Regions from separate parts of the Mus musculus genome. Here region 1 is linked to region 2. Evidence: chromatin loops called from intact Hi-C (ENCODE). Cell type or tissue: heart. All regions are shown on one strand. Links, peaks and the distances in the headings refer to the core of each region. The heading gives the core; the rest is flanking DNA. Region 1 holds the start of Sirpa (signal-regulatory protein alpha). Region 2 has its middle 44 kb from the start of Pdyn.

Region 1 (16,175 bases), core at 6,145-11,144, 62 kb after region 2:
TGGAGGATGGCTTCCTGTACACAACTGGGGTACAGACCACCACTGGACGCTCTGCTGACACCACTGGACAGACTACTGGGTGGACATGGCCAGAAGGAGCTAGGAGCCATGACTCCTAGGAGCTAGGAGTTGACCAGGAGGCCTGGTCAACTGGAAAGGCTTCCAATTTATCTCCACTGTGGGCATCTCTGAGGACTGGGCACTGTGCCACATCCCTGGTGGCCTCTGTGAGAAACAGCAGACTCCTAAGATATCCAGACAGTGGCAAGCTCTGGCTTGGGGCTAGAGGCCTGGGTATCTTGTCCCCAGAACAGTGACTTGGCCAAGCAGCTTTCCTCATCTGTAAGCAGGGATCCTGTCCTGTTCCTACTCAAAAACACATGCTGGGTGGTGGAGAGCAGAGTAGAGAACCACATGGTTGCTCAACCCTCCCTCCCAGGCTGCACACTCCACCCATTAGCTAATCCTGCTGGCTCAAGTCTCAAGTTATGGATGGGCTCTGCCTTCCTCTCACCCTGCCCCACTGTGGTGGAGATAAATTGGAAGCCTTTCCAGTTGACCAGGCCTCCTGTCTCTGACTCTGATGCTTTTGGGTGGGTGGTAGCTCCTTCTGCACCATCTGGCCATGACCACTCAGTGACTTCCCTGTCTCCACTTCATCTCTCAACAAGTCATGCTCAAGGCAGCCTCTAGACCTGAATCGGGGCATCTCCCCTTTGCTCTCTGCTGAGGGCGCCACTCCACCGAGACCCAGGACCCTTACAGTGGCCTCCAGGATCCCAGGTCCTCGCTCTTTTGCAATCAGACCAGACTCTCTGATCACCGCAGAGCCTCTGTCCATTTCTCATTCCTTAGATGTCTACAAACATGGCTTGTACCCTCGATCAGGCCTATCTGGCACTTTTCCTGCCTCCTGCATAAAACAGTACACTCCACACTTTGCCCTGCTGATTTTTCTAAGTATCATCTATCACTTAACACACTGCACATTTATTTAACTTTCTTAGTGTCCGATCCTCTACCTCAGACTTGTAAGCACTTTGAGAGACTGTTTCACTTCTCAGGCTTAGAGCAGTATCTGGCATTTGCTAAAAGTTATGTTTTGGTTTGGATTCTCATCCTCCTACCCATGAGAATCCAGTTAGCATCCTAACCACTGTGGACCTCTGGCTTCTCCTCTGTAAAATGAGGATGGTGTTGATTCTAGGTTTAGGCCACAGATGGAAGGGGCCAGCACACTTAAGGAACTTAGCACCAGGACAACAAGTGCTCAGTGAAGGCAGTGACTCCCATGTATCCAGGTGTTTAAAGGTGAAGGAGCGAAGTGATGGCTGTGTCCTTCAGCTAGGGGTGGGATGGAGGGCTACAGGGTCTCTCTGCCTTAACATACATTAAAAACAAACAAACAAACAAACAAACACTATGCAGAATGCACACGCAGGGTCTGTGGATGAGCAGCAACAGGGTCACACAAAACTTGAAGGTGACAAAGCAATGCATATGGCTTGCCCAGTGGTTTGCCCAGGGGCAGGGTGAGGACACAGAAACTGCAAACACCTGTGTATTGTGAGGGCCCTTTGAACTGTCATGGACCTCTGGGGAGCAGAAGTAGCTGAGAGAGACTGAAGTGACTACTGCCACATTCACTGGAGTAATGTCTCAGCAACCTAAGAGCCTTCTTCCTACACAGGAGTGAGGGATGAGGTCAGGAACCCATTGGCCTCTTCCCAGCTTCCAGTCCTGACTTGCTCTGAAACAAGCACCGTGCTGCCTGGCATGCCTTCCTAGGGCAATGGACAGACTAGAAGGCCCCACAAGATGACAGCTGCTGCTACCAGTCTTTCCTCCATGTGAGGACATGGGGCCCTCAAGCCTGGGAGCTGGCACAACCATTGGTCCTTCTCTCAAGATGCAGCCTTCAACTCAGGCTTCTACATTCTTGGGCCGCCAAAGATATGCATGCATTTCCCTGGCCAGACTAAAGTCCTCTCTAAAAGCAACACACACCTATTAAACATCATCTACCGTGGTTACCATGCACTGAGCCAGCACAAGATGCTCTCCGCTCTCGGATGGGATTTCTCCCCAGCTAAGCTGATGTGATTCACTGGTTCCTTTCATAGAGCTTTTCCAGCTCGGCTAGTAGTTCCCTTAACCCTTTGCAGCCTCTGCAGGAGAGAAGAGTGAGAATAGTTTCCAGATTGCAGCTGGGGAAGCCAGTGCACAGAGCAGGAAAGGGGACATGTGGCCCTCTGTCAGGCAGGGGTGAATGCACAGAGGGTGTTTGGTGCATGGCCTCCTGTGCCAAGGAAGCTGGCCAGGGAGCCACCGCTGGAGAGACCTGTTGAAGCCTTCAGTTTGCCTTCAGAGGGAAAACTGAGGCTCAGTGGAGGTGGGGGGGGTGGGGGGCCCTACCTGCCCTTTGGAGCCCCAAAGCACCTGACGAGGCTATCATATAACAGGGCCACAAAGGCACCTGAAGACCACCAAAGCTGAACAAAGCAGGGCAGGCCTCAAATATGGAGCCTCTGCATGGACCCAGCAGGACAGAGCCATCATCACCCAACTCCGGAGTACCATAGGGACAGGGAGAACAAAAACATGGGCCAGGCCGCAGGGTGGTTGCAGGGCCTCCCTCACCCTTTCTGTCCATCCTCACTACTCCTTGACAGATCTACTAACAGAATGCCTAGTTGGAAGTCAGACAGGAATGGGGTCCTCCTAACCACATTTGGCCCATGAAATGCTCAGTTCTTCCCGTGCCACACCGTCTTGGCAGCACCAGCAAGGTCACTGCCACCATATCCTCACCTCCTGGAGGATACACCGATGGATAAACACTAGATAAGAGATGTCCCAAGAGAGCAGGGTGCCAAAAGCCCTGGTCTTCAGCCTCCCTACTTGTCAAGCAAAGCAAGGAGACATCTAAAGCCGAGGCTTTGAAGCTCAGGTTGATTGATCTGGGTGGCCATCCGATGCAGACACCTTGCTGAGCCATCATCCCCTCACTGGTCAAGGGGGTTAGATGATCAATCATCAATGGTGCATACTCCAGGGTAGCTCTGAGACCCACTAGGATCACACACAGTTGCTCGGAGGCCAGGATTGTGATGATTATTTTTAGCACTTTCTCACAGAGCTCAGGATCCTGTCAGAACTCTGGCTTTCACGGTAGAAATGTCCAGCCCCATTTTAAAAGTGTCCGCACGTATTGTAGGAGGTCTGGCACCTCCCTCCGTGGCCTGACCCGACCTGACTTTGGATCTGGAGACCTGTGCTAAGCCCTCTACCCCGCTGCACGGTGAGCAGCTATCTCCCAAGCCCCTCCAGCTTTCCAGGCCTGCGAAGCCACAATTTCAGATGTGTGAGTCCAGAGGGAGACACCTAGAGTCAGGCTGGGTCCACAGCTCATTGGCACTAACAAGGCAATTAGATCGCAGAGCTGGTTTCCTCACAACCTGTCCATCCCCCCAGGAGAAAGCTTCAGGAGAAGGGAGCTCTCTGAGCCACACTGGCATGTAGTTACCCATGGTCCTCGTTTTCTGAGTGCCCACTATGTATAGGAGCTGTGCTAGGTTGGCTGCTTTGCAAAAGTCCATTCCAGTTCAAGATATGAGCAAGTCCAACAATATAAAACAATGACAGCATGATAGCTAACAGGTACCAGGATGAGCAAGTCACAAAGCATAAGGCAGTGATTGGGTGATAGCTTACAGATACCAGGCATGCTCCAAACATCATCTCAATTTGCATTAATTGACTTACTCCTTGAGAAAGAGCTGTTAATGACATCTCTGGTTTATAGATGAGGAAAAAAAAAGGAGACCCAGGGAAGTTCAGCAAATTGTTCAAGTAGGTGGCAGAACCAGGCCTCCCTCCCAGGGGGTCCTGGCACTGTTGTGTGTACATGGTGAGGCTAATCGTCAGTAAGGCTGCAGAAGCAGATCTGAGAGGTAAACATGCAATGCACACAGTCACAAAACAAAGGAGAAGTAACAAGTAGCCTCAGAGAGGAACAGATAAAACCATGGGAGAGGGTCAGAGGAATTAGCCCCCCTGAGCAGGAGGCATGGGAAGGAGACCTGGAGGGATGAGGATTCAGACTAAGGGAAGCTAGGAAGTACAGGAAAGGTCATCTTGGCGGAACAGCAGGAGCAAAAGTGGAGAGATAAGAGGCTAGCTGGGGGCATGGATTTGTCCAAGAGCCAAACTGGGTTAGCTTGCATATTAACAGACATTGCATAAATCAAATGCCTCTTGTTCATAACACACTGGAACAGCTTGGGGGTCTCCCACATAGAATCTCCCTGGACTTCTGGATGTATGAGTGGCCAACCAGGCTTCAGTCTGCAGTGAAGAAGCCCTGTTAGCATATGAACATGTATGTTTGTTGGAAAACATGTAACTGAGGTCTGACGGGGGACACCCAGGCCCTGCTGTCCTTTTTTTTTTTTTTTTAGGAAACTTGGTCCAAGGCATCACTAGTTTTGAGCTGGGGTGTGACATGATGATATAGTCAGAGCTGTGTCCACAGCCAGGAGTCTGAACACAGTTAAGGAGGGTCCTCTTCCATCAGCTCATGATGACAAATAAGAAATAACCTGTCACACGCTGTCACACGCAGGCTCTGCAAGTAGCGAGGTGGTGCGTGTGGGATCCACTCGGCACTTTTAGACTCCCTTCCTTTCGCCCACTGTTCTCCATCTGTTGCAAAGGGCAAGATGCAGGGAGGAACGTTCCAGTGCTAGGGAATCCAGAGCTCACCAGCCCAGATGGGGCCTCTTGTTCAAACCACATCGCTCCCCATGAAGCCAAGAGGCTACCAGTTCCTCGCTCAGTGGGCTTCGGGAAAACCTGACCAAAAGCTTTTGCTTACAGGAACCTTCCTGTAGCTCTTCAGCCAAGCCTCAGGTGGCTCTTCTCACCCCAACAATGTGGGCTGCATACGCCTAAGTCACTCACTCCTCTCACCAGAAGCTGGATCCAGAATTCCGGCTCCTTACTCCTGGAACAAGTTTTGGACTCAGTTTTCCTCATCTGAACATCGCTAGTAAGCGCCAAACAGCATACTGCTAGTAAATGAGACTGCAGGCAAAGCACTGGGCCTACTCAATAAACACGGGTTCTTCTCCCTTTCTCAACACACAGTCAGGACTTCTTCTTCTTCTTTTTGTTTTTTTGGGGTTTTTTTGTTTTTTTTGTTTTTTGTTTTTTGTTTTTTTCGAGACAGGGTTTCTCTGTGTAGCCCTGGCTATCCTGGAACTCACTCTGTAGACCAGGCTGGCCTTGAACTCAGAAATTCACTTGCCTCTGCCTCCCAAGTGCTGGGATTAAAGGTGTGCGCCACCACTGCCCGGCTCAGTCGGGACCTCTTAAATACAGCTCGTGTCCCCCATGGGATGGGGACAGGGATGATTAATGGCCACAAAGCACCCAGAGAACACTGAGCCTTCAATGGGCCTTCTAAAAGCCTCTGGACCTTAGACATACCAGATAACACCCATCTCACCCCCTTTTTCCTACGAAAGAGGAAGTGAGGTCAGCTCTAGTGCTTAGGAAAGCACAGAGGCACTGTCAGCATGCTACTCTCTACCCAAGGGTCACAGGGCTCCCTGGAGGGGCTCACTGCTCTTCTAAGCTGGAACCTCAACTTCCCTCGGATACAGCCTACTAGAGCAGAGCAGTCCATCCCAGGGCTCAGGCCCAGCCAGGGCCAGGAAAGCATCCTGTAGTTGACTGTGAAGCCTGCCACCATCTCGTTCCTTCAGAATAGCAGGGTCAGCCCCTACACAGTCTGCAAGAACCCACGGTGGTGACTTCACCAGAATCTTTTTAGAATTTTCCTTTGGCATCATTTGTTGAGTGCAATCTTTAGAAACTTCCTCTCCTGCCTCCCGGAGGCAATAATTCACATGACCAGCTCCCTTCACCCAAGCAGTGATCTTGTGAAGCCCAGCGATCACATGACACCTCCCAGGACGACAGTTCTGCCTGAGACAGCAGTCATTCAATCCAAGATGTCTTTTCTAAGCTGATATTTGGGGTTCTTGCTTAAACAAATCCATTTTCCTAGAAAACTGGACAGCTGCCTTCTACTTGTCTGTCCTTCTGTCCCACCTACAGTTGCCTCCTACCTGTCTGTCCTTCAGTCCCACTTCTTCTGTGTGCTGTAAATCCCATGCCCTGGGCAAGGGAGGCTGAGTCCAGTAGGGGCTGAAGTACCTCCTGGGGCAAAAATGTGGGTTTGATCCTGAGCCCCAAGGGGACTATGCGCAGGTTGCTGGGAGGCTGGCACTCAAAGGCCATACACCATCCCTTCCTCCCGCAGAATCTCATTCTCACCTCCCAAGGCTTACTTACTATGAAGTTAATCTATGCCCCTCCACCGCTCCCACTTTTTCAAGTCACTGATGCTGAGTGGATTGGAACGGAAGATCCCATCTTTATCATTTTATAGATTGTTTTTATAGGTGAGGGTGGAGAAGGGGGGATAGATATGCTCTTAAGAAAGGTGCTGTCATTCCCCACTCCCCCCACCTCCACCCCCTCCACGCCACCCCCACCCCTACCCCCACCCAGGAAGGGAAGACTGCTGTTAACACTTGTTAACTATTTGTTTGCCAGGGACTGCGCCACAGGACCCTAGTCAGAAAAAGGTCTAGAGCCAACATTTAGATATTAATCTGGGCCCAGTGTTCTGTACTTCGGAGAGATGCCTGTAGATTCCCAAGCCCTGGAGCATGGCAGGGTAGGGCTGGGACTGGTAAGGCAGGAGGAAGCAGACCAGACCTCAGAGCCACTCACAGGAGAGAGATGAAATTCATCATTCAGCTCTGAGAGGACCCAAGGGTAGCTGAAAACTGTGAATGGGGTGGGAGCACTTGGCGGGGAGCACTTGGTGGGGAGCACCCAGTGGGTTCCTGAACACTGCAGCTCAGAGAGAACTCCTAGACACCCCTTTTCCCACCCTGTTATCCTTTCTATCCTGAGGCTGACTCTCTCTCTTCCTCCTTCTACACTGCCATCAGGTGCCAAGCTCTAGGCAAATGTTGGTAAGAACGGCGTGCCGTGGCTGGATTTACCTCCCTGCAAAAGGAAGGTTGTACAGAGACCCCTATGTCCATAGCACCAATCCAAGAAGACACGAAATAAGGCTCCTTTCTGTCCCTCCCCAGCTATGTCTTTAGCCTTCATATACTTCCAGAAGAGACCCAAGATTTTTTGCAAAACCCCTTTAAGATGCAGCTCTCCTGAATGGTGACCTCACTCCTTGGCCAACCGGCCTTCAGAGCCCTCCTGCTGGAGACAGCCAGGTGTTTGATGTAGGCCAACAAAGAAGACAAGCTCAGAGCCACAGGTACATGCTGGAACTGCAGGGAGCTACTGGAAGCCTGCCTAAGGAAGGCAGGGGGGTGGCGGGGAGGAGACCATCCAGAGAGGGCTGTGCCCACCACAGGTAAATCCACTGTGTCTCCCAAGGGTCCGTGGATTACTCCGGCCTCTCTTCCTGTCTCTACCTCCATACACTAACCCTGCTTGCTCTGGTACTAGGGCGAAAGCTCACTCTTCCCCCATCCCAACAGCTCAACAGCGCGCCCAACCTCTGCCCCGACCCTCTCTCCAATCAAGTCTAGCAAGGGAGCATATGGGGAAACCAGGAGCCCGATTGCCCAAAGCAATTGCCAGTCTGCTTCCCCATTCAGGTTTGGCAAAGGGTACGGTAAACCAACTCATTCCTATACCCCGCAGCCCAACGCTGGGCTACCCAGTCACAGTCCACAAGGCAGATCCGGATAAGAAGAGTTCTATCCCGGCTTCTAGCCTAGGCTATGTGACCTTGGGCAAGTGGCTGACCCTCTCTGGGCCTCAACTCTGCATCTGTAACCCCCGTTACAGGGATTTGTCGACATTAGCTTAGCGACAGTGTGCGGGGCCTGAGCCCGCAGCTTGGGGAGGGTGGCAGTAGGAGCTGAGGGTGCTTACCTGTACAGAAACAGGACGCGGAGAGCAGCAGGCAGAGCAGCAGCGGCCCTAGGCGGCCAGGGGCCGGGCCGGCGGGCTCCATGGGCCGCGGCTGCAGAGCAAGGAGGGAGAGCGGCGGTGAGCGCGCTCGGCAGGCGGGCGGGCGGCGCGGGCGAACGACTAAGGCCCCTCCCCCTCCGCTGCCCCCCAGCGCCACCGCCCGGCGGGGTGATCTGACCCCCTCCCACAATGAGACGCCGCCGAGCGGGGAGACTCCGGGAGCGTGACGCCGGGCCAGGCCGGCGGGAAAGGGGAGCGGACCCGAGGGAGCCAGGCGCAGAGCCAGAGGCACGGGGGCGGGGGAGCGGATAGCGAGGGAGAAGGAAAGAGGGGGAGAGGAAGAGGGAGAGGGAGCGGGGACGGAGATCGGAGAGCAAGCGCGAGCGGGGACAGCTCGCAGAGCGAGTGCGGGCTGTGCGGAGCCGTCGCGAGGCCAGCGCGAGGGCGGCCCGGCCGAGCGCCCCCTCCTCGCGCCCGCACCTTCCCGCCCGCGCCCCAGTGCGCCCCGCGAGCTGCGCCGCCCGCCTCGGCTCTGCGCGAGCCCGCTCTGCCCGTGCGGGTCCCCGCCAGCCGCTCGGACCTGCGCCGCCGCGCGCAGGGCTGCCAGGCGGTGGAAGCACCGCTCCCTCTGCCCAGAGGCTGGCCGCGCACCACTTTGCGCAAACTTGTTTTTCTGAGGTCGGCGCGGCGGGCTGGCTACTTGGTCCTCTTAAGGTGGACTGGGGAAGTGGCGGCCGATCGCCCCCTGGTCTCGGCCTCTCACCCGGCCAGTCCTTAGACTCCAGTGGGCAAGAGGCTGCCCGCGGCAGGGGAGCTTGCAAGGGTGGAGAGTGGAGGGGGCGGGGAGGTTTGCTTTCTGCCCCTCCCCGAGAGGCCCTGCTTGTGTGTCCCAAAGCCGAAGGTCGGCCTCCGGGTGGGCGTGAGTCCTAGGGGCCCAAATCTTTCCTAGCTGGCCCCGAGGTATAGCAAAAGCAGGAAGTAAATGCAGGGGGAAGGGGGAGAGGAAGGAGAGAGTGATGGTACAAAAATAGCGTGTGTGTAGGAAGGACTTCAGTGCCTCTTGGTAAAGACGCGCTGGGGGAGAGGAGCAGCAAAAATGCTGTGGCAGGGAAAGGAGAGGGGCAGGGCTGGGCCCTAGGGAGGAGACAGACCAGAGGCCTTCTATCAGGGAGAATAGATTGGAGGTGGAGAGGGCCCAGGCAGCACTGTACTAGGAGAGACCTGGGCTGCAAAATAGTTACCCTAATGAGGAAGAGGAGGGACAGGAGAGCCTATCCCAAAGGACAGAGCCTCTGGATGCAAAATGTACCCTAGCTCTGGATTTCCATGAGCTAGGTCAGGTGCTTGGTTAATCGGCAGAAGGCTGGGCACCAAGGCAGGGAAGAGGAATCAAGACCCTCTCTTATTAACTGGAGAGTTTCTGAGTTGGAAGTTCAGAGATAGCAAATTTTGCTTCTCACAATGGTGGTTGAGGGACATAATGAAGCAAGACAGGCCCTACTGGCCCATCCTCTCAATAAAGAGGATGTTTAGGGGCAGAGGAGTGGAGGATGATTGCCTAATGATGTAGAAAGCCCCTTATGCAATGGTGCGCGCGCACGCACACACACACCACAGAGTCCTCTGCACCCATGACCAAAAGCCTGGGAGATTTTTTAGTTTTTTTTCTTTCTTTTCTTCTTTTATTGTTTGTTTGTTTGTTTGTTTTTGAGAGGCAGGAAGGGTGCATCTGTTGAACCCAGGACCCAGCTTCCAAGCCTTAGATCGTTCCTCCTGGTCTAAGAAGCTGCAGTCTTGGAGAAAGACCTTGTTTCTGTGTCTCTGCTCTTTTTAAAGCAGACCAGGCCAACATAAGCAGCGACCCAGAACTGCCACTGGGAGAGTTACATGAGCTGATATTTGCACTGCATTTTAAGAAGAGCCTACCATGTACCAAGGGCAAGGACAGTGTTTGAGAAGTGTTTGGCAGCAGCAATCCTTAAGGGACCATGGGGCAGCCCTAGCAGGAAGATTAGTTGTATTTCTTTGGACCTAGGGGATTACAAGAACTCACTTGCAGACTGGGAGAAGGTGCAGGGGAAGACAAGAATGAACAGAGGAGGTCTTGTAGGGAGTGTAGGTTACAAGTGCACATGTGTGTCAGCTTGGTTAGGTAAGGGCAACAGTATGTGGCTAGCACGTCGGGAGGGTGGTCCAGAAGCCCAAGAGAATTGGTTCTGCAAATAGGAACCCCTGTAGGCAAGATTCAAGTAGGGCCTACCATGCTTGATTGTTACACTCAAAGGGTCACTATAGTTGGAATAAGAGGTGGCTGAAGGGAAGAGAATACGGAGTTCGGGGGCCTGGGCAAGAAAGAAAACTTGGTTCTAGCATCTGAGCTGAGCTGCAGTGTCTCCAGCTCTTTAAATTGTGTCTGATAGGACCATGGTGTCCACTAAAGCCTTGTGAAAACCCTCCTCCAAAATTAGCTGGGTGTGGTGGCACACGCCTAAGCCCAGTACTTGGGAGGCAGAGGCAGGCAGATTTCTGAGTTCGAGGCCAGCCTGGTCTACAAAGTGAGTTCCAGGACAGCCAGGGCTATACAGAGAAACCCTGTCTCAAAAAAAAAAAAAAAAAAAAAGCCAACTGCTGGAGTCAGAGATGATGCAGCCTCCTGCCCTATGCTGCTCATCTGTTCTGGGGCAAGCACACACAAACACCGACCTGCCTGGGATTAGGAACTGGGAGATTAGGAGGAATAATAATTGTACTACCTGCTGTTTATATATAGCATCTTTGGCAAAGGCGCTCAGCAGAGCTTCCAAACTACCCTCTTTACTCTCACATCTGAGTGTGGGGGAGTTGACATTTGTCCACATAAAAGTCACTTGTGTTCACCCATCCGTTGCTGTGAGTCCCCTGAGATTTGTGGACAAATGTGTAAAACTAAAGGGGCAAGGTACAGCCTGCCTGGGGTCGCACACAGATTATGACAGATAATTGATACGAATCAGCCATCACAACAGCCAGTCTGGGTGCTTTAATCCAGATGTTATTCGTTCACGGTCCCTGCACTTACCAGCATGCATTGAGTGTCTACTGTGTGCTTGGCAGTGCACTGAGCAGTCGAGATGTGGCAGCTGGGAAGAACAAACCAGGTCCATGACGCTGTGCTCAAGGAGCTGACAGATTAACCCGTAATGCTTCACATGTCAGGTGGGTATCAGAGCTCCAGGGAGGGATGAATAGAGTCAGGCCAAGGGCCTGACCCATCAAGAGGGGCCGTGTAGTTACAAGATGGGAGATATGTGTACACTCTCACCTAGTACCCATTTCTTCCCTCCCTCCTGTCCATTCCTCACTCAGCAGCCAGGGAATCCTTTTATATGAGGCTATTTGGCTTAAACAATAAGGGGCTTTTTCTTCTTCTTCTTCTTCTTCCTTCTTTCTTCTTCTTCTTCTTCTTCTTCTTCTTCTTCTTCTTCTTCTTCTTCTTCTTCTTCTTCTTCCTCCTCTTCCTCCTCCTCCTCCTCCTTCTTCCTCCTCCTCCTTCTTTTTCTCCTCCTCCTTCTCCCCTACTAATGGCCAGGACATGATTGCAATCTCAGGAGGTTTTGACCTCTGTAAGGGCAACAAATGCATTTTTGGTATGTGCCAGGCCATAAGATCTATGCTTTCTCCTTGAGGCCCCAAACACCCCACCATGTTTCTAGATGCTGGGAACAAGGCCAGACAGACATTGACTTGACCAGGGCCACTCTGCCAGGCATGCTGGGGCCTGCAGAGTCACAGTACTACTGATGTAGCCTTGCCCATCCTTGCTCCTGATTCCCATAGCCCTGGGCTGGCATCAGCAGGCCAGCCTGCCTGGCTGCCTTTGTGTGGTATCTTCAGGAGGCTCAAGCTGCCAAGGACCTATTTTTACAGGGCAAGAGGAACCATTTACAGTTAGAGACCTCAGCTCTGAAGCCAGAACGATTAAAAATAAAAGTACCACAGACCCCGGGGGCAGCTTGGACCGCAGGCCGCCTGTCCTGGAGGGAAAGCCACTGAGCAGGCTGGAAGCAGAGAGTGAGCGATATGACTGCCTAGCTCTGATGTAGGCCACTTTGGGTCTCACAGCAGTCCCTTTCTGGGAGTGGCTGCTGTTAGTCCCATTTTGTAGCTATAAAAACAGAGGCTCAGAGGGGTCATGACTTGTGTAGGACACGTAGCTGTTCGGTCCCCAAGAAGTCAAGATTTGAACTTTGAATTCAATTCTTAAAAAAACAATAAAATACTTCTATTTGTTCAGCATCTGCTATGCTTTGCAGTTTTGTTCTTTTTTAATAAACAATTTCTTTATTTTTATTTCCTGTGCATATTCGCCTGTGTCTATGTCTGTGTGAAAGGTCATATCCTCTCAAACTGGAGTTAGAGGCAGTTATGAACTACCATGAGGGTACTGAGAATTGAACCCAGATCTTCTGGGAGAACAGCCAGTATCCTTGATTGATGAACCATCCCTCCAATCCCTGCAGTCTTGTTCTTGTGACATGGTCCTGCCATACCTGAGAGGAGTGCTAATTACTACATCATTTTACAGCAGGGAAAGACAAAGGTTGAAACCACCCCTTCTACTAGGCCTGTCAGAGTGGTCTTGCCAGAGTTCCCTGTTACCCAGCTTCTCCCCCAATGTCCTCATCCCAATTTAAATTTACCTTCTTAGTGTGTACGGTGGTATGTCTGCATTGTGACCTTTATCCCATTTCATCGTCTCTCTATGGGTTGGCTCAGCCCAGAGGCTCGGCAGTTGTCTCTGGGGACAGATCCAATGGCTCAAAGTTTAGCATACTGAGATTAGCCAAGGAGTAAGTTACCTCCAACTGGACTGTGTAGATTAGGGCAGTGATAGGGCCCTACCCAAAATGTTTCTTGTAAGGGTTAAATGAGTTCTTATTGGCTGTTGTTTTTCTTAAAACTGCAGCCTCAGGACTTTCAACAATAAGCAGTAGATAGAAAATTAGCATGTGTTAGGTTTATAAAGTACTCTGTCCCAGCTCACAGGTGAGGAGTCACAAGGACTCACACTGCAAGGCAGGTATCTCCCTACCAGCCTGTGCTGCGGCCACGGTGGGTGCTTGATAATCATCTCTTCTTTGGCCACAGCCCCCACACCTGTGATTTTCCAGTATGGGTGAACTTCAGATCCCCTAGAAAGATTGTTAGACATAGGTTCCAAAACCCCACCCCAACTTCAGGAGGTGCCAGGTAGTCTGAGAATCTGCATTCTTAACAGGGGTCCCAGGGAGCTGATGCGCCAAGTCTGGGGACCACACTTTGAACCAAGACACAAATGGTTTAGGAGCCTGGCCCCAGCTTTCCTGTAGATGGTCAGTTTGTTCTGGTCCTGTCTTCTTAGGGAAAGGCAGAGGTAAGGACACCGTCAGCCTATGAGAAGGCAACTGTGTTTCCAGGCTGGGGGTGGGGCGGGGGCGGGGCTATGACAGATCATTTACCACACCCCCAGGGAGCCATGAGGTAATTAGTGCTTTCCCAGGAAAATCAGAGACTGAACCACTCGCCAGGCAAGCAGACAGGCAGCTAAGCAAGCTCCCTAGCCCAGCTTGCTCACTCTCCCTCTAAGCTCATCAGGGGTGGGAAGCATTGTCAGGCCCTGAACAGTGTTCTCAGGCTCTGGGGATCTGGTTCTACCCAGAGCCAGCCCAGCTGTGCCGAGATGAGCCTTCCCCACAGCAAGCCCAGGCAGAACGTTCATTACATCTATGAATAACAAAAGACATGGGTTCCAAGGCTGAGTGCCTTGTTAAACACTTCTAATCTACGCATAGAAGCGCACAGAGAGCCCCAATCCACAATGAGTCCAGTATACTGACTCCTCCCTGAGACTCTTTCACCTGGACCCCTAGAAACAATCTTATCCCCACTCCACAGGTGGGAAAACTGAGGCAGAATGTAAGATGCTTGTCCAAGGAACACACACCACTTGAAAGCTCCAGGAAGCAGGCTTTAAAGTGAGCAGTGTGATCTCCCCTCCTCTGCAATACTGGGCTCTGTCCAGAGCTTGGGACCGTCCACAGCACCCTCTCTGGGTCTCCCTGCCCATTAAGATGACAGCTTAATGATATACACATCCTTCTGTGGTCCCAGTGCTGACCAAGCCTGTGATAGGTCAGGGCATGCAGGGTCTGAGGAAAGAAACAACAGATGTCACACAGCTCAGCTTCCATTGATGGCCCGCATAGCCTAGGGGTGGAGAGACCTTCATTTGTTTCTGGGTCTGCCCTCTCTAGCTGTGTGACCTTGAGGGACTGTAAGCCACGTTGAAATCCAGAATTATTGGAGTGGGGAGGAGGGGAGAGAGAGAGAGAGAGAGAGAGAGAGAGAGAACAAGATCACAAAAATCAGTAGAGTGTGACATGAGACACTTCAACCCCTTCTTCATTTTAGTTCTGGTCAAGGCATAGCTCAGGCATGGTGCCTTGGGGTCCCTTTACACATATCTTTTTCTTCCTCCTCACATGTAAGCCAATCTTCTTGGTTCTATCTTTATAATTCACACTACCCGCATCATACCCTGCTCTGACACCTGCCTTCCTCACATCCTCTCTGGCTCCTTTCTCCTTAAATTGTTCACCATGCTCTTCATAAACCACCCAGAAGCCTTCCTCGTCATATTTTGAAATGAAATCAGAAAGTCTTATCTTGTTCAAAAGGGTCTCACATGGTACACCATGCTTCTACATGATTCACCCAGAACATTCCTGCCTCAGGACCTCTGCACTTGCTGTCAGCTTTGACAACAATCCTCTCTCCCCAGTTATCTGCCTTGCTTGTTCTAACTCTTCCTGCTCTACTCAAATGCAGTCTCCTCAGGAATGCCCACCTCAGCCACACTATCTAAACTTGTGCTCTTGCTTTGCTCACCTGCTCCTCTTTTTTGGGGTGGGGGTGGGTGGGATGGGGTGTAATCATATTTCCTGGTAATTAATGTTCCATATTACAGGTTGAGGTGACTCTCCACTCATATTAAGGCTACACGTAGATTCCACCTTTATTCCCTTGTACCTGAGCTGAGCATACACACAGTAGAGCCTCAGGAAGTAGCCGATGACAGTAGATGATGGAGTTGAGCAGAAAGCAGAAGGCTCTGCCTGTAAGAGCACTGACCGCTTCTCAGAGGGGCTGAGACCCCTCCATCCTGAGGGAGGTTGGGCCTGGCTTGTCCAACTCCCACTACCTTCCCAGACAGGGAGTCCAAGCCTCCCTCTGGTGTCATTCTGTTTTAGGACTGGAGTATCAGTTCCTGCTACAGGACTTCCCTGAGTCTAAGGGAAAACCTGAGCAACACACACCACTTCCTCTCTGTCAGTTTCTGCTGAACATCGACAGTGGCCTTTGAGGAACAATAGCCACACGGGGCCTGTACAGTGCCACTGCCCTTGGAGTGGAAAGTCTCTGCTCCGAGAATACGTATACCAGCAAGAGCCTTTGTCATACTGGGTCAAGGCTGAACTCATCTGAGCCTACTCACCCAATGCACAACAGAGCTAGCAGGCTGTCTGCGGAGACAGGCTGCCTGGACAGACCACTGGGTTGGCAGCCAGACCAGACTATGAGTTTTTGGTACGATTCCCATCTCCACCTCTAGTTTCCGCTAGGCTCTCCACTCCTAACCTTCTGCCCCAACTGTCCGTCACACCTGAGATCCCGCTTTGGACCCCATCTGCTGCTGTGTTCGTCACAACAGAAGCAGGGCCTGTCCAGAGCAAGACAGGGTTGAGGGGAAGCTGAGCTGCTGAGGAGGAACTCACTACCTGCAATCAGCAATCGTAGCTCAGAGAAATCCTGAGAAATCCGAGGCCTGCCTGTGTTACTGCTGCCTCTGAGTTCCCAGGGTCTGACTAAACTGTTCCCCACCTCCCTGCCACTGTGTCACCACCCTGGAGTCTCCCAAGGGCCCAGTGTCAGCCACTGTACATGGTGGCTGTGGAATAATGAACAAATAGGAATGCCACTTGCAGGTGAAAAGAGTGGCTCTTTTGCCATCTGTCACTTAGAGGGCTTGTAGTCAATGCAGTGCAATTGTCCTGGGAGTGTGTGTGTGTGTGTGTGTGTGTGTGTGTGATTCTGAGTGTGTAGCTATGTCTCTAAGCTTATTTATATGTGTTCAC
Region 2 (16,175 bases), core at 6,190-11,189:
GTAGTAGGTATCTATGTGACTTTGTCATATCTCCTTTGTTTGGGCTAAGTCCCCTGTCCCCTCCACACCCCCTCTCCCATCCCTAAACCTTTCTATTCTTAGTATTCCCCTCCCCATTTACTTTCATATTCCATGTGTTCTGCTATCCACTGCATTCCTAAAGTCTCTGCCCACTCCCTTCTCATGATCCCTTTCTAGCTTTCCAGCCTCTATAAGCAAACCAAGCTCAATATATAAGCCTGCAATTTGAAGCTTGGATGTATGAATGAGAGAGAATATATAGCATTGGTCTATCTGAGCCTGACTTACCTTGCTCAGCAGAATATATGGATAATTATTAATCTAAGTCATCCTATTTTCTCTTATTAAATACTTTTTAAAACCCCGGATGAACCCTGTATATGCCAGTGGCCCTTGGGCTGGTATTTTATAATTTATACTTCACCTGCTTCCAGATTTTTAAACTTATTATTTAACTACTTTAAACTTAAAAAATAGTCTAAGAATAATTTACTTTGTTGCACAAAGATAGCAGTTGCAAGAGAGAATATTAGAACCCAGGGTGTCTATATCTTCAAATTTAGCATCATGTCTTTCATAAAATTCCAGGCCACTACTGTCACCTGCACAAGCCCATCTCCTGCAGTTTGGCCATTTCCTGCAGTTTGGGGTGAAAGTGGATGCCTCACACTTTGGACCTCAAGACTGTCCTGTCATGGTGTCCTCTGTGTTTACAGAGGCCCTAGTCCTGAGATATGAGATACTGGGAGAATTTTTCACTGAGCAATTTCCATCGACTTCTCTGTTTTCAGGGTTCCCTGCCTCTTTTAATCCGCACCCGTCTATTAAGTGGGAGGCATTCACCCAGCAGCAAATGTGAGACTTAATCAGCAGCTGGGACCTGTGGGTCTCGCCTCTGCTTCCACAGGATAAGAAGTGTGGAGCCTGGCCAAGGCAGAGTCAGCTCATCAGAAAGAGAGGCTGGTTAGCCAACTGAACACAATATTAATTGAGGAATGTTAAATTTTTACTTTAAAGACTTCAGATATTGGAAGGGGACATCCACTTTAGTTGTCACTAGAATTTAAAATTTTGTTAATTTTGCATAATCTCAAAAATATTCTCTTGGTTTTTTTTAAATGCTCTTTCTCTTTAAACCTCATTTCAAGTTTTCTTGAAATAGTAAGTTTAATTCATGAAGCCATTTCTTTCAAACACATCTTCATGGTATCTGAAGGATGGCATTGTAGAGTTGTGAGTTAGCACATGGGTACTGGGAACTGAACCTGGGCCCTCTGCAAGAACAGCCAGTGCTCTTAACCACTGAGCCCTCGATTCTGGAACAATGCTTTTAATCAAAGAACCAATAGTGTGGCACACAAATGAAACTCAAGAAGAAGACAGTTTTGTCTGAGACTGGGGGCGTGGCTCATCAGCTGCATGTCACTGGAAGACCATTTTTTAAAAAAAAATCATCAAAAGCTCTAAATATGCAGAGGCTGCAGAGAGGCACTGCTGACTGGTTTGCTTCCCATGGCTTGCTCAGCCTGCTTTCTTATCCAACCAAGGCCCACCAGCCCAGAAAAATATGATTTTCCTCAGCAATTTGAATTTAGCACCTTCCCTTCTTTAGGAACCCATAGACAGGCACATAGAACTGTGTCTGAGGAAATGGTCATCAACAGAACTCACCTAAAGAACAGCCATGTGGCCTTTGCAAAGAAACACACAGGATAGCATCAAGACAACATTTATAGATGATTATTAATAAATCCCAACTATGAAATTACAGGTATAAACAATATAACTAATACTTCCTTGGTGTTTTACTAATTCAATGTGGTCATGCAGTCCTTGTGATGGTATGTTTTAATTGAAAAAAAATACTTCATTCCTCCTTAGAATAGGGAAAAAATACCCATGAAAGGAGTTACAGAGACAAAGTTTGGAGCTAAGATGAAAGGATGGACTATCCAGAGACTACCCCACCCGGGGATTCATCCCACAATCAGTCACCAAACCCAGACACTATTGCATATGACAGCAAGATTTTGCTGAAGGGACCCTGGTATAGCTGTCTCGTATGAGGCTATGCCAGAGCCTGGCAAATACAGGAGTGGATGCTCACAGTCATCTATAAGATGGAACACAGGGCCCTCAATGGAGAAGTTAGAGAAAGCACCCAAGGAGCTGAAGGGGTGGGCAACCCTATAGGTGGAACAACAATATGAACTAACCAGTACCCCCAGAGCTCATATCTCTAGCTGCATATGTAGCAGAAGATGGCCTAGTAGGCCATCACTGGGAAGAGAGGCCCTTTGGTCTTGCAGACTTTATATGCCCCAGTACAGGGGAATGCCAGGGCCAAGAAGTGGAGTGGGTAGGGGAGCAGAGCGGGGGAGAGTATAGGGAATTTTCAGGATAGCATTTGAAATGTATGTAAAGAAAATATCTAATAAAAAAGAAAGAAAAGAAAAACAAAGACAAAAAAAAGAAAAAACTTTCATACATTATATTCTGATTACAGTTTCCCCTCCCCCAGCCTCTCCTGAATTCTTTACATCTCCCCATCCACCCAACTCCATGGCCTTTTTGCTCTGTTTTTCTCTAATAGGTAAACAACACGAAAGCCCACACACGCATGCACGCACACATGCGTGCATGTGCTTGTGAGAGTGTTCAAACCAAGAAGTATAAGACAAAAAGTCTACAAAAATTACTACTGAGTTTGTTTTGTGTTGCTGGGCATGGGGACTGCCTTTAATTATGCTTCATATAACCAGTGAGAGACTCCAATGGGGGAAATTATTTTTTCCTTTGCAAGCAGGTATCAGTTAAAGATAGCTTCTTGTGTAGAGGTGGGAGTCTGTGTCCACTTCCCCGCTCAGTGCTGGGACCCTGTCTGGTTTGAACCTGTGCAGGCTCTGTGCTTGCTGCCAGGGTCTCTGTTAGTTCATGCTTGCACCACTCTTGTTGTGTCTGGGAGACATCATTTCCTTAGTCCATCCATCACCTCTGGTTCTTAAGATGGTTCTGTCTCCTCTTCTGCGTAGCTACCTGAGCCCTGAGGGCAGAGGTTGTTCACTGTGTGTTGTTCATCTTTGGGGTCTCTATGGTCTTTTCCATCTACTGCAAGAACGCCATTTTATTTCTGTGTTGCTTTAGCAGAACAATAGTATTTGATTTTTCTCTGGACCCATGGCCCATGTGCTAATCTTAGGAGGTGGATACTGTGCGGTGGGTGCAGGATACGAACGTGGAGAGTCCCTCAGACTGATCTTCCTGTGTATAGGCAGCAGGTGGCAGAGCTGGATTCCAAACCCCGATGTTCCAAACCCCTGAGGCCAGCAATCCCCTGGAGCAGCAGATGGACACCACCTAGAACTTGCTAGAAAATGCTAGTCCCATGACTGGCTCTCCTTCCTGGAAGCTTTGGGATGAGACCTGGCAACCCTTGTTTGAGCAAACCTTCTGGGATGAGAACTGCTATGTAGCTCAAAGTCCAACGTTCCTTGAAACGATGTTGAAAAAAATCTTACAGAAGTGGCAGGGCTGGTGAGATGGTTCACTGGGCAAAGGTGTTTGCTGTGCAAATCTGAAGGCCTGAGTTTGATTCCCAAAACTCACAAAAAGTTGGAAAGAAAGAATTCATTCCACGAAGTTGTCCTCTGACTTCCATATAGCCTACTCATTGTTATATGCATATACATATGTGCATGTGTGTAATGTTTTAAACATATATATATGTATGTATATATAATGACATATATATGTGTGTACATAATGTTCTAAGCACATATATATGACATATATGTGTGTATATGTAATGTTCTAAACTTATCTTGCTTGTAAATGAGTCATTAAAATATTAACAATGCCGCTTCTGGATAATGGAGATTTGAGTGATTTTGTTTTTCTCCTCTCTGTCTCCCCTTCCTACCTCTCTGTGACATCGTTGTAATTTCCAAAAGGTAGCAAGGTAAAATGTTCCTGCACAAAAAGGAGAATGCAGAGGAAGAAGATAGAGCTTGGTGAGGGACGCACACTTGTAGGAAGCAACCAGCAGCAGAAATTGCTTTTCTGGAGCTTGGGCTGTGCTTGTGACATCATGGGGATCGTAGTAGTACGGTCCACTTGCTGTAGTGGTACCGGGTTACTCAGCAGGTCCAGGTGGCTGACATTTTGTATTTCTACCCAGTCCCCAGTCCCTGCTGCTGGTCTAGGGGACCACACTTTGAGAAACGAGGGACCAGAGGAACTTAATCTTCTAGCTGAATGCAAGCTTCATGCGGGGAAGGGTATGCTTCTTTGATGTTCTCAGCACTGAGAACCAGAGGAGCCCTCATCACATGAACAAAAGGAAGAAGTTATAAACTGAGGGTCCTTCTGTGGATCTGGAAGCTGGGTTCTGATCACAGCCTTACTCTCTCAAAGCCTGCATCCATGACACACTTTCCCCAGCAAGGTCGGCTACCTCAATCTCCCCAAGGCTGCACACATCACCTTCAGCCAACTGTGGCCACTCAAGGATAACGTCTGTTCCCGGAATCTTTGGTATTCCTTTTCCATAATTCAATACGCAACACACATTGGGCCTAGGCTAGGATTGCCAAAATTTGAGTTTGGCTTGAGACAAAAGAGTCAAGAATTTGGCAACCCCAGCCAGGCTGGTTCTGGGAAGCTCAAGGAAAGATGTCAGAAATATCTAGGTTGAGGTTACTGTAGAAATATTAATCATTTGCATAGGCTGCTTGCTGCCTCTGGATTGCAGGTTAGGCTTGTAAGTCTGAAGTAAATTATACACTCCTCATATTATTCAGCCCCGTACTGTATAATGATAAATTATACAGTTATAGGCCTCAGCCCAAGTTATAACAAATTATACCACAGTGTATAATTATCCAGCACTGCACCGTGTAATAATAAATTAGACAGCTACCAACCTAAGTTGAGATTCCTGAAAGAAACAGCAGAACAAGCAGGAGCCATTGACCGAGTCCTCTGATGGAGTCCTTGTCAGACAAGTCAAGGGTAAAAGAAAGAGGGGTGACTGGTTCATTCCTTTTCTCCATTATATGGACGCCCCCCTGGCCTGTGGGCACGAATTTGGCCTTGGGGTTCTGGATTAACTGAGAATCCAGCACTCAAGGACCCTTGGCTAAAGGAAACTACATGTTAACTGAAAACGATCCACACTGTTACATTGTCCACATTGTTACATTGCTCACACTGTTACATTGCCCACACTGTTACACTGCTCACACTGTTACATTGTCCATACTGTTACACTGCCCACACTGTTACATTGTCCATACTGTTACACTGCCCACACTGTTACATTGCCCACACTGTTACACTGCTCACACTGTTACATTGTCCATACTGTTACACTGCCCACACTGTTACATTGCCCACCCTGGCTTGTTTTGCCTACCACACAGTGTGTCAGTCACTGAAACTGAGGATTGCTGTAAAAGATAAAGGTTTATAAATGACACACCCACATGTGGGGGTGGACCCAAGTCCGAGTCTGCTTTTCAGGAGCAGGATTTGGGATGCTTATGAGTTCTAGTGTTTTGAATGAGGAATGTTCCCCATAGTCTTGGGTATTTGAATGCTTGGTTCCTACTTAGTGGCTCTGTTGGGAGGACGTTTAGGTTATGTGAACTTGGTGGTGGAGGAAGCAGGATTTGAGAGCGGAAGACCTCGTCTTACTTTCAGTTCAGTGTCTTGGCTCTGGGCTTATGGCAAAGGCTAGGAGTACTCAGCATCCTGCTCTAGCCTGCCGCCATGCCTGCTGCTCGGTGATACTTCACAACTGCTGAAATATTTGAATCCCTCTAGAACTGCAAGCCCAATAAACTCTCCCTTCTACTTCTGATGCTTCTCTGTTTGTTTGTTTGTTTGTTTGTTTGTTTGTTTATTGTCCAAACAACCCATATATTAGAGAAAGTGCAGCATTGATATTGCCTACTATTAATGGGTTGGGGTAAATCTGTATCTTTAAATCCAGTAGCAAATTTTTTTATGAAACTTTGTGCTCTGGAATCTGGTGCATATATGCTTAAGTAAATAATACCTTCTTGGTTAACTTCCCTTGATTAGAATAGAGTGTCTCTCTTTATCTCTTCTTATTAGCTCTATTTGAAGTCTATTTTGTCATCTGTTAGAAAGCAATGACTGCTTGATTCCTGGCCCCCTTTCATTGGAGCGCAGTCCATCCTTTGACTCTAAGGCAGTTCCTAACTTTAAAATGAGACATTTTTTGTCTAAGATAACAGATGGATTTTGTTTCTTGATTCATTCAGTCAGCCTGTGTCTCTGGTTGGAGAATTGAGGCCATTGAAATTTAAAGTTATTAATGAAATGTGTGTGTTAATTATGGTCATTGCATTGTTGACTTTTGAGGCTGGTTGTATTCTCAGTAATACTTTGTGCCTTAGTAATTATGGCATCATGTTTCCTTCCACAGTCTCTCTGCTATGGTCATCCATCTTTTCCAACTGAATGAATATTTCTTGAATTTTCTGTAGGTTAGGCTTGTTGTCCATAAATTTTGTAGGCTGTTTATGTTGAAGAAAATTTTTCTTTCTCATTCAATTATTGCAGACAGTTTTTCTGGGTATACTAGTCTCTGTTGGCCATCATAGGTTTTTAGAACTTGGAAATCATTTCTCTAGACTCTTCTGGCTTTCAAAGTTTCCATTGAGAAATTAGTTGTTGTTCTGGTGGGCTTTTCTTATATGTGACTTGTATTTTTCCTCTTATAGATTTCAATATAGTTTCTTTGTTATGGATACTTAGTGTATTAAGTATGATCTTACTGTGATCTTCTTTTCTGATTTTGTCTGTTTGGTGTTATATGTGTTGTTTGTATCTGCATGGGGTTACACGCATTAGCTTGGGGAATTTTTCTTCTGTAAAATTATCAAAGAGACCTGGCCTATGGCACTGAGGTGGGATCCTTCTTTCTCATCTATGCTCATAATTCGAAGGTTTGATATTTTTCATGTCTCTCATTTTCTGTGTGTTCCTTTCCTGTGATTAAAAAAAATCCCATATTCCTTGCTTATTTTGTCTAGATCCTCTATCCTCAAGTCCTGATAGTCTTTCTTCTGCTTTATTCATTAGCTTTATTTATTCCTAAGGCTTTCCTAGAGTTTTCAGGTAATGGGTTTTCCAATTCCATCTCTCTTTCAGATTGAGTCCTCTTCAAAATCTTCCTAAACAGCGTTGCTATCTCCTAGTTGAGTTCCATTCTCAAGTCTTAGATCCTCCTCATTCCATCAGCCTTATGTCTGTGTTTGGGGGCATCATTCAAGCATTTATCAGCTCTAAACTCTTCCTACTTAATCTCACTGAGGTGTTTCTTTGGGTCTTCTTTAACTTCCTTGAATTTCTTGATGAAGTTTATGATTCTTTGTCCTGAAGTTCAACTAGGCAATTCTCATTGACAAACATTGCCGCAGGACTGAGAGGTTTTGGAGAGAAGACACTGACTTGATATTTCATATTGTTGCTATTCTTGAGATGAAATCTGGGCATGTGGACTTCCTTTGTTGGCTCAGGCTAGACCCTGGAGGAGGACATGGAAAAAGCTGGGTATATATCTTTTCTTTTAATAGAATTATAAGTATATGCACAATGTGATTCCATTGTAATAAAAGGAAGGGTCCAAACAGCCCAGAGGGAAGAGGAATGAAAGTAAGAGCTTGTCTGCTGTCAGTGGTCAGCTTTCTGGGAGGGGTGGCACTAATTGCAGGCAGGGTCGAAGAGACTTTTGTTTGCACAGTATACATGGCGCCATGCTATGGGTGAGAAGAAATAGCCCTTGGGGATTATTCATCCCTCCCAGGTGACAATGAAAGTTGGGGAGAAGGTGAACTACGCCTGTGAGAGTCTCACGTAGGCATCTGACTCTATCCTGAAGGCTTATGTCCCTTGAGAACTTCTCAGCTCTACAGTGTAGCCTAAACAGTGAAACTGAGCCTTGGGAGTAACAGCTCCAGCTAGGCTTCTCCGTGTTCACTGAGCACATATGCCATTGCTCTGTCTGTAGCTCATGAAACCTGCTTAGCTTTGTAAGCACCTCCTGGAAGGGGTCTCCTGAGGCTTCCGGCTTCACAAATTGAGCAGCTACCACATTCTCGATCCTACATCTTGCAAGAGGCCATTGTTAGACTACCCAGCCCCTGCCATGTAAGATGATGCTGTAAATCCTGTTATAGTGCGTGTATATTGGTTCCGTCACTGTAGAGAACCCTGCCTAATCCACCAGATCAGTTTTAGAAGATAACATAAAGGATCTTCCAAACAGCCCCACTGCCAGCACTAAAAACAACTTGGCACACACGCACACTGCCTACCAACCTTTGAAATGGTAGCTACCCACTCCTTCCCCAAAATGAACTAGAGACTAGGGCTCAGAGTGAAGGGAATGATAAAACAGTGCTCCCATCTCAGACGCAGTGGCTACTGATGAAAAGAAAGTTCTTTCAAAAGCTGTGTATGAGAAGGAAACCTTAGCAGCAGAAGTGATTTGGAAAAGAAACCAGAAGATCCCTGACCGGCAGGTGGTGGCCACAACCGGGAACCCCAAGGAGATGGGAGAGAAGAAAGCCAGGTGGGGCTCCAGATGGGCACTAATGAGAGGGCTCCAGAGGTCGGTGGATCTCTTGGGTTCTGGTACTAGAGGGGGTTTGCTATAGAGCTTTTAGTATCTGAAATTGCAGGGCTTCGGTTCACTGCCATCTTAGGGCAGGGCCTTGCTTTCAGGGCTTAACAGACAGAAAAGTCTGTGTGATTGGAAGAATGACAGTAAATTGGCCCACTTCCTGGGAGATGATAGCAGCTCAGTTATGCCAGCAGTTCTCAGCCTGTGGGTGGTGACTCCAAGGGGTTGCATATTAGATATACTGTATATCCCATATTTACATTACTATTCATAACAATAGCAAAATTATAGGTATGAAGTAGCAATGAAATAATTTTGTGGTTGAGGGTCACCACAACATGAGGAACTGTGTTAAAGGGTCACAGCATTAGGAAGGTTGAGAACCACTGCCCTAGGCAGTCTCTTCTGAACTATTGTTGGTTCTATGCTGCATCAAGCGATCCAACTGCATTCACAACTGCTGGGTCTGGGCCAGGGACAGAGGGTGTGGGCAGAGTGTTCTCAGAGACATAGCATCTGAGAGCTGGCCAGGTTGATTCAGGCAGTGTGGCATTATGATAGTAATGTTCATGGCTCTGACCTTACCATTTCACTTCTTAAGATTCTTGCGCAATGATATTTATGGCAAAATTTATTATAAGAATTTGTAAAATAGAAATAGAACAAGACTGCATTGACAGAATTTCCAGTTTAATTACTATGGAGACAACCTGTTTCTCATTTCCTTCACCTCTTTCCTTCTCCTCATCTGGACCTGCAGGTTATAACCCGGAGGTATGTATGCTCTCAGCTGGAGGCGGCCTCAGGATCTCTCCCACCGCCGCCATTTGCCTCATGTGTCTGCCTCCAGGAGTCTAATGATTTCTACACTTCTCCATGGTGTACCTCTAGTCCATTTCTATACACAGTCACTGTTCCCACCCCAGGGAGAAGTATAAATGTCACCCCTCTGCTTCCCTCTCCAGCCCAGTATCTTTCTATAGCTTTGCCTATCTTACTTTTTTTTCCCGTTACACTCAGCATAAAGTGATGCAGTCTCAATTGATTCTGTTCTTATCTCTCCCACTGGGCCTGAGAGTGAGGATTCAGGGGACGGTGTGTCCCTATCTGGTGTCCCCACTCAGAAGCTGCTCACTCTGTAGGTTTGGCAAATGAGAGAATAAATGAATGTAAGTTGTTGAAAAAGATGCAGTTTTTCTTAGGAGATGTCCCAAATACACACAGTAAATAAGAGCTGGCTTACAGAAAGCACAAAGACCACATGCTTAGCACAGCTGCCTGCTTTTGAGAACTCACAATCACTTGGGTTTAGGTCTAACCACTGTCATATTTATTGACATCTAATTTGGGCTTCACAATAACTTTCTCAGGTTGGCATGGTGTTTGGGACCATTCACAAAGGAGAAAATGGTCAAAGAGGTTAAGAAACTTGAATACTTTTAATTATTTAATTATTATGGAGACAACGTGTTTCTCTTTTTTATTCTGGAGGCAAATTCAGGCTGTGAGTTTAAGGCTAGGTTGGTCTATGTATTAAGTTTCAGTTTCAGTCCGGCTAGGGATAAATAGGGATAAGGGGGTTGAGAGAGAGAGAGAGAGAGAGAAGGAAAGAGAGGCAGAGAGAGAGAGAGAGAGAGAGAGAGAGAGAGAGAGAGTTGAACAAGAACAAGGCACACAGCTGGGAAGTAGGCGTAGGAAGTCAGAGGGTCTAGCCTCCCGAAAGACTTTACTAAATGATTTTACAGTGGTCATCTCAGTGAGTGGGAAGGTAGGAGATAGGAAGCTGTGAAGTCAGGGGAAGGTGTCGATGCCAGTTATACCCCCCCGCCTCATAGCACCCAGTGACTAGGACAAACTCTCCCCCTCTCCCCTTCTCTATCCTCACCGGGGAACCAGAGCTGCTAAGAATACACTGGAGGATGTGCTCAAAGTGCCCAGCTGGGACCTCATCATTGTGGAAGCTAATGGTGCAGCGGCAGAAGCCACATCCCCATACCAGGCCACACAGGACTCTACAAGCCACTTGGCTTAAGGCATGAGTCCCCGTGGAGCCCCAGCTGTCACCGGTGCTGTTGTTCCTGTGTGGCAGAACATGACACTTGGCATGTCCCCAGGGGAATGTACATGGGCCATTTGTGAAATGTGCTGGGATCCCAGCAGCCTCCAGGTGTTAAGGAGGTGTGACCTCAAAGAGCCTTTGCAGCGGCCTGGGAAAAATGAACCCTCTCTACTTGGCCAGAGCTGAGCTTGTCTTGTGAAAGGGATGTCAAGTGCCTGGGAAATGTCATACATGCTGGGAAACAGCTTGTTTCTCGGAGAAATCTCCCGTGCAGGCCAGGGTGACACTGCTTGCCATTGAAGTTCCTTTTCCTTCCTTCTGCGTCGATGCTAACTGTGGTCCATGGTTCTTTTTCTTTTTCTTCCTTCCTTCTCTCCCTTCCTCCCTCCCTCCCTCCCTCCCTCCCTCCTTCCCTCCCTCCCTCCCTTCCTTCCTATTTTCCTTCCTTCCTGATACAGACTGTTGTTAACTTACCCAGGCTGACCTCAAATTCCTAGGCTGAAGCCACCTCCTCCTACCTCATTCTTTCAAGTTCTGGGACTACGGACACGCACCATGATGTGATATCCATCAGCTGGGGATTCCTTTCCTCCTCCTCGTCAGAGTGATGTTTCTGTCTGTATTCTAACTTGAAGAAGGCACAGAACAAATGCTTCTCTAATGAATGGGTTTTCCTTTTCTGCTGTTAGAAAGTTCCAGCCGGGCAGTGGTGGCTCATGCCTGTAATCCTACCACTTGTGAGGCAGAGGCAGGCGAATTTCTGAGTTCGAGGCCAGCCTGGTCTACAGAGTGAGTTCCAGGACAGCCAGGACTGCACAGAGAAACCCTGTCTCAAAAAACAAAACAAAACAAAACAAAACAAAACAAAAAAAAGTTCCTAGAAGGAATGCTGCCCCAAGCAATTTCAAAGAGATAAACTTGGATTTCTTTTCACTTTAACTCAAGATCTTCCTGCCTCAGCTTCCCAGGTGCTGGGATTACAGGCCTGGGCCACCATGCCTGCTCTGAACTTTGGGTACAGGGATCAGCCTGCTGGATTTTAATCCAGGCTCTGTCTCTTCCCAGATGTCACCTTGCGAGACTTTTAAAATCTTTGCTGTGCCTCAGTCTCTTCAACTTGGAATTGGGTCCTCATGACACTTGTCTTGGATACTTTTCTATTGCTGTAATTGAAACAACATGACCGAGGCAACTTCTGAAAGAAGGAATTTCTTTTAGATATTTGGGGCTTACAGTTTCAGAGAGTGAGTTCGTAGCCATCATGGCAGGCAGCAGACAGGCAGGCACGATGCTGGAGCAGTTGCTGGGAACTCACATGTAGAGCTAACTGGTGATCACATGGACTTCTGAAACCTCAAAGCCCACCTTCCAGTGTCACACCTACTGCAAGGCCACACCTCCCCATCCTTCCCAAACAGGTTCACCAACTGGGACCCAAGCATTCAAACATAAGAGCCTATGAGGGGCTTCCTCATTCAAATGACTACAGCACCTTTATAGGTTTGTGTGAGGGATTTAAATGGATTGGCATACACACAGTGCTGGCCTTGAACTCACAGAGATCCACCTCACTCTGCCTTCAGGGTGCTGGGGTTAAAGGCATGTACTACCACCACCTGCAATAATATTTTGGGCAGTTTGCTCCCAAATAACTGCAAGGCATTGCTATGCCTGCTTTAGCCTATTTTAGCTCCCAAGTCAATGACACAGGGACCTTGTATTTTTATTTACAAGCTGCTGGCACTATGCTGAGCAGGTTCTAAGCTATTCGAACCTTATAAGGCTGCCTATTTCTGCAGGGCAGTGGGCATGGGGGAATAAAGGGAGTGGGAGAAAACTTGCGTCCCACCAGAGTTCCAGAGCTCTGGGCAGGCAGATGAGGGAGGACTGCTGCATGCTTTCCACATGGCCCTGGGTGGGTGTCTGGCTGTGGGAAGCTATGGACTCAGCCCATGGGGGATTGGACAAGGGGCAGTCCAAGGTCTCTGGGCCTCATGGAGGCCAGAGATAACAGGTTCTCAGTCTTGGGCATCCCAAACACCGCTGGACACCACGGAAGAGCTGAGAACACAGTGGAGGCCCCAGGGGACCAGGGGGCGGCTCGGTCATCCCTGGGGCCGAAAGGAAGAGAGGGCAGAGAGCGAGGGGGCGCTGGGTGGTTCCCATTCAGGTGAGAGTCCTTGGTCTGGTCGGTGGCTGGAGTGCAGGAAGGCCTTCCAGAGGGAGGTTAGATACGGCTCTTTAGGGGAAAGCCTATTCCATCATTTAAGCACAATGGACCTTGATGAGCAGAGACAGTCTATGGTTTTAGAGCTTTATTGTAGAAAGTCAGAAAGAAAGAGAGAAGGTAGAAAGAGGGAGAGGGGCCGGTCATGGCCACATGGAGAGATGGGGAAAGAGAGAGCGAGAAGGAGGGCTAGAGATGAGAGTAAGAAAGGTGAGAGCTTAAAGAGAGAGAGGAGGGGCCAAGCAGCCCTTTTATAGTGGGCTGGGCTACCTTGCTGTTGCCAGGTAACTGTGGGGAGGAACTACCTGGTATAGTCAGTTAACTGTGGGAGTGGAGTCTAGCCATAATGCCAGGAGATTGGGTTATTGTCTGCATGTCAGGTACCTGTCTTTGGGAACGTGGCTCACTGTTCTGTCCCTTTGTAGAGTTTCCTAGTGGGTCTCCGGAGCAAGCCTCATTCAACCAAAATAGGCTGTCTTGCACAGCCCCACATATTTCCTAGCCTCGTGGTCCTTTACCTTTAATCTGAGTCTTGCCCGACTTGCTCTTCTCCATGTGTGTCCGCATGGGGACTCCCAGGATGACCCTCCGCATGACCTCATGGCTCATCCTCCTGGTCTCTCAACCTGGTCTCCTCTACACCTTCTTCTCCTACTTCTCTCTCTGACTCATTGAGAGTCCTTCACTGGGATTGGAAGTCTCGCCCTATTCTCTTCTCTGCTCAGTTATAGGCTGAATCAGCTCTTTAATGACCAATTAGAGATGATGAAAAACAATTTTTACATAACTTTGAAACCGAAAATGCTTGACCATACCAGTGTCCAGACTGCAAACAAATGTCTGGGCATAGAAGCCAGCATCTATATATCATCATATAGTGCCCAAGACTGACTCCCAACAGCCACCCACCATATTATTTTTCTTAAGCTTAGTTTTATTAAAGCTTATAAATAGTGTACCAATTTTGAGTTTAGTTTGTCCAGGTCTGCTATCCAGACACTCTCACTGGAGCTGCATACAACAAAACACGTCCCCTTTCTCCAAAGCCCCCTCTGTACTTCTGACCCCTTTCCCCTTCTCCCCAGCTCCTGACAGATGGGATGAGCTGCACTGGTTCTTGGTTCTAGCATTTCATGTAAAAAGGATCCAAATCTGAGGGCTGGCTCCTTTGAGTCAACATCATTTACTGTGATTCCCTCTCTCAGTAGTTTACGCCTTTTTTATTGTTCTAAGTCAGGTTACAGCCAATTATTTTCTCAGCCTGAGTTTCTTTATTTGTAAAATGAGGTTCATGCCTTCTACTCTTTCGAAGGTGGTAAGACCACTGAGATTTGGACTCCTCACTAAGAATGTGCTGTCTCCTGTACCTCTCCCTACACTGCGTGACAAGGAGCTTTAAGCCCAGAGGGTCAAAGGCATCCTGGAGTTGAGAGGGGAAGAGAGCTGCAGAGTAGACTCACAGCTGCAAACGGATGGCTTTGTTTGTCAAGCAGACTGTTATTTTTTAATTCTTTGTCTGGGTTTCCTTTCTACCACCTCCCTCTTCTAAGCCTAATTAAAATGCAAGCTGGCACTCCCCAGGAGGAGATAGCTGAACATTTAATTGCCCTGAGCAAAAACTTCTAGCAAAAGGTCATGCTACAATGGCAACCCAGGCTTCTTTGCATTTCTCACACAACATCAGTGATAATGCATTAGGCTGCACGCATGTGAGACCCAATCTGGAGACAGCACCAGTCAGGCTACAGGGTTACTATTAAACACTCACCCAGCTTCATTTTGAAGGATGTTTCCCTAACTTGGATTCATGACATTGTCTGTCACCCCAGCTGACCCTGCCTGAGTGGACAGTTGGGGTCAGAAGGCCTTGGCTAGAGGGGATGGCTCCTTTTACCATAATGTCTTGGCTTGTTGTCCTTGAAGTGGGGCCAGTGGCAGATACTGGAACTCTCAGAATTGGGTCATTACCAACCGAGTTTCAAGATAGGGAAGGTTTCTTGCACTCATTTTCCCAACATACTTAAAAAAGAAAAAGGTAAGATAAATATAAACAAAAGCCTGTTCTTAAATTGATGGCTTCTTGGGACCTTTGCAAAATCATGCCTGCAATGTCATTGCCAATCCCTGTTTAAAGCCAAGGAAAACTAGGTGAAGTCCATGCATTGCTTTGCTTTTAGACAGTCTCTCACATATCCCAGGCTGGCCTCAAATCACTACATATGTGAAGATAACCTTGAATTTCTGACCTTCCTGCTCCCACTTTCCCATGTGCCCCTGCACCTGGTTTAGGTAGTGCTGGGACTCAAACCCAGAGCTTTGTGCATGCCGGGCAGGCACCCCAGTAACTGAGCTGTACCTGAAGCCTGTGAAGTTTATTAATCAAGAGTAAACAAAGCTTAGATAACAGGATCTATGGCTGGAGGCTAATCTCAGGATTGGTTTAGGCACTCCCTGGTACCACCAGAGACAAGAATTTCCCATGTTTCTGACCCATCCTCCCCAGCAAGATGATTTCCAGCATCATCTCCCATCAATACTGTGAACACTAAGTCCTTCATCTCCCCGCTTCCCCAAGCTGTTGGTGGCCACTGGCCTATTTTCTGTCTGCACATATGAATATTCTCAATGTCTCATACAAGGGAACCAAAGAATACTTTTGTGTCTGGCTTCTTACTCTTAGTGTGTCTTCAAGTTTCATTCTTGTTGAAACATGTGTGAGATCATTTCCCTCCTAATCGGAATAGACTTTTCTCCAAAGAAGACATATAGAAGGTCAAGTCTATAAACGCACTAGCCATTAGACAAATATAAATTAAAGCAATGAGGCAGTATTTCATACCTGTTAGGATGGCTATTATCAAAAAAGCAAAGTGTATGTGAGAGTGTATGGAAAAATAGGACAAGCCTTGAACATGGGCATTCAGAATGGAAAGTACAAAAACAGCATGAACCTTCCTCAAAAAAATTAAAAGTAAGACTGGGAGGTTGCTTAGTGGTAGGGTACTGGTCTAGCCCACACAGGGCCCTATGTTTGACCACTAGCCATGTTAAAATTAAAAACAGAACCATTCTATGATGCAGCAAACCTACTGCTAGGGATGTAGCTAAAAGGAGAGAGAATCAATATGTAAGAGAGAGCAATCCCAACTTCACTACAGTATTATCCATGTTAGCCAACCCAGAGACTTACATGTTGACTAGACAGTGAGTGGACA

Evidence for each region. Peaks named below come from ENCODE experiments on the same cell type or tissue, not always from the same donor. Only the 100,000 strongest peaks of a DNase experiment are listed, where the experiment ranks them.
Region 1: it touches region 2 in a loop (3-fold over the local background); 2 of 42 quality-filtered maps call a loop at or near these places.

What each region holds. Positions count from the first base shown.
Region 1 is chr2:129,585,503-129,601,677 of GRCm38, reverse strand. Sirpa (signal-regulatory protein alpha) reads right to left here and starts at 8,839. Exons shown (of 9, transcript NM_001355158.1): 1 at 8,603-8,839; 2 at 7,984-8,074. The coding sequence starts at 8,065. In heart, for the core only: no CTCF peak of the experiment used is centred there; DNase peaks (open chromatin) are centred at 7,457, 8,267, 8,947 and 9,587; H3K4me3 peaks cover 2,459 bases; H3K27ac peaks cover 2,774 bases.
Region 2 is chr2:129,647,413-129,663,587 of GRCm38, reverse strand. No RefSeq gene overlaps it. Among named protein-coding and RNA genes, the nearest start is that of Pdyn, 44 kb to the left of the region's middle. In heart, for the core only: no CTCF peak of the experiment used is centred there; a DNase peak (open chromatin) is centred at 10,767; H3K27me3 peaks cover 300 bases.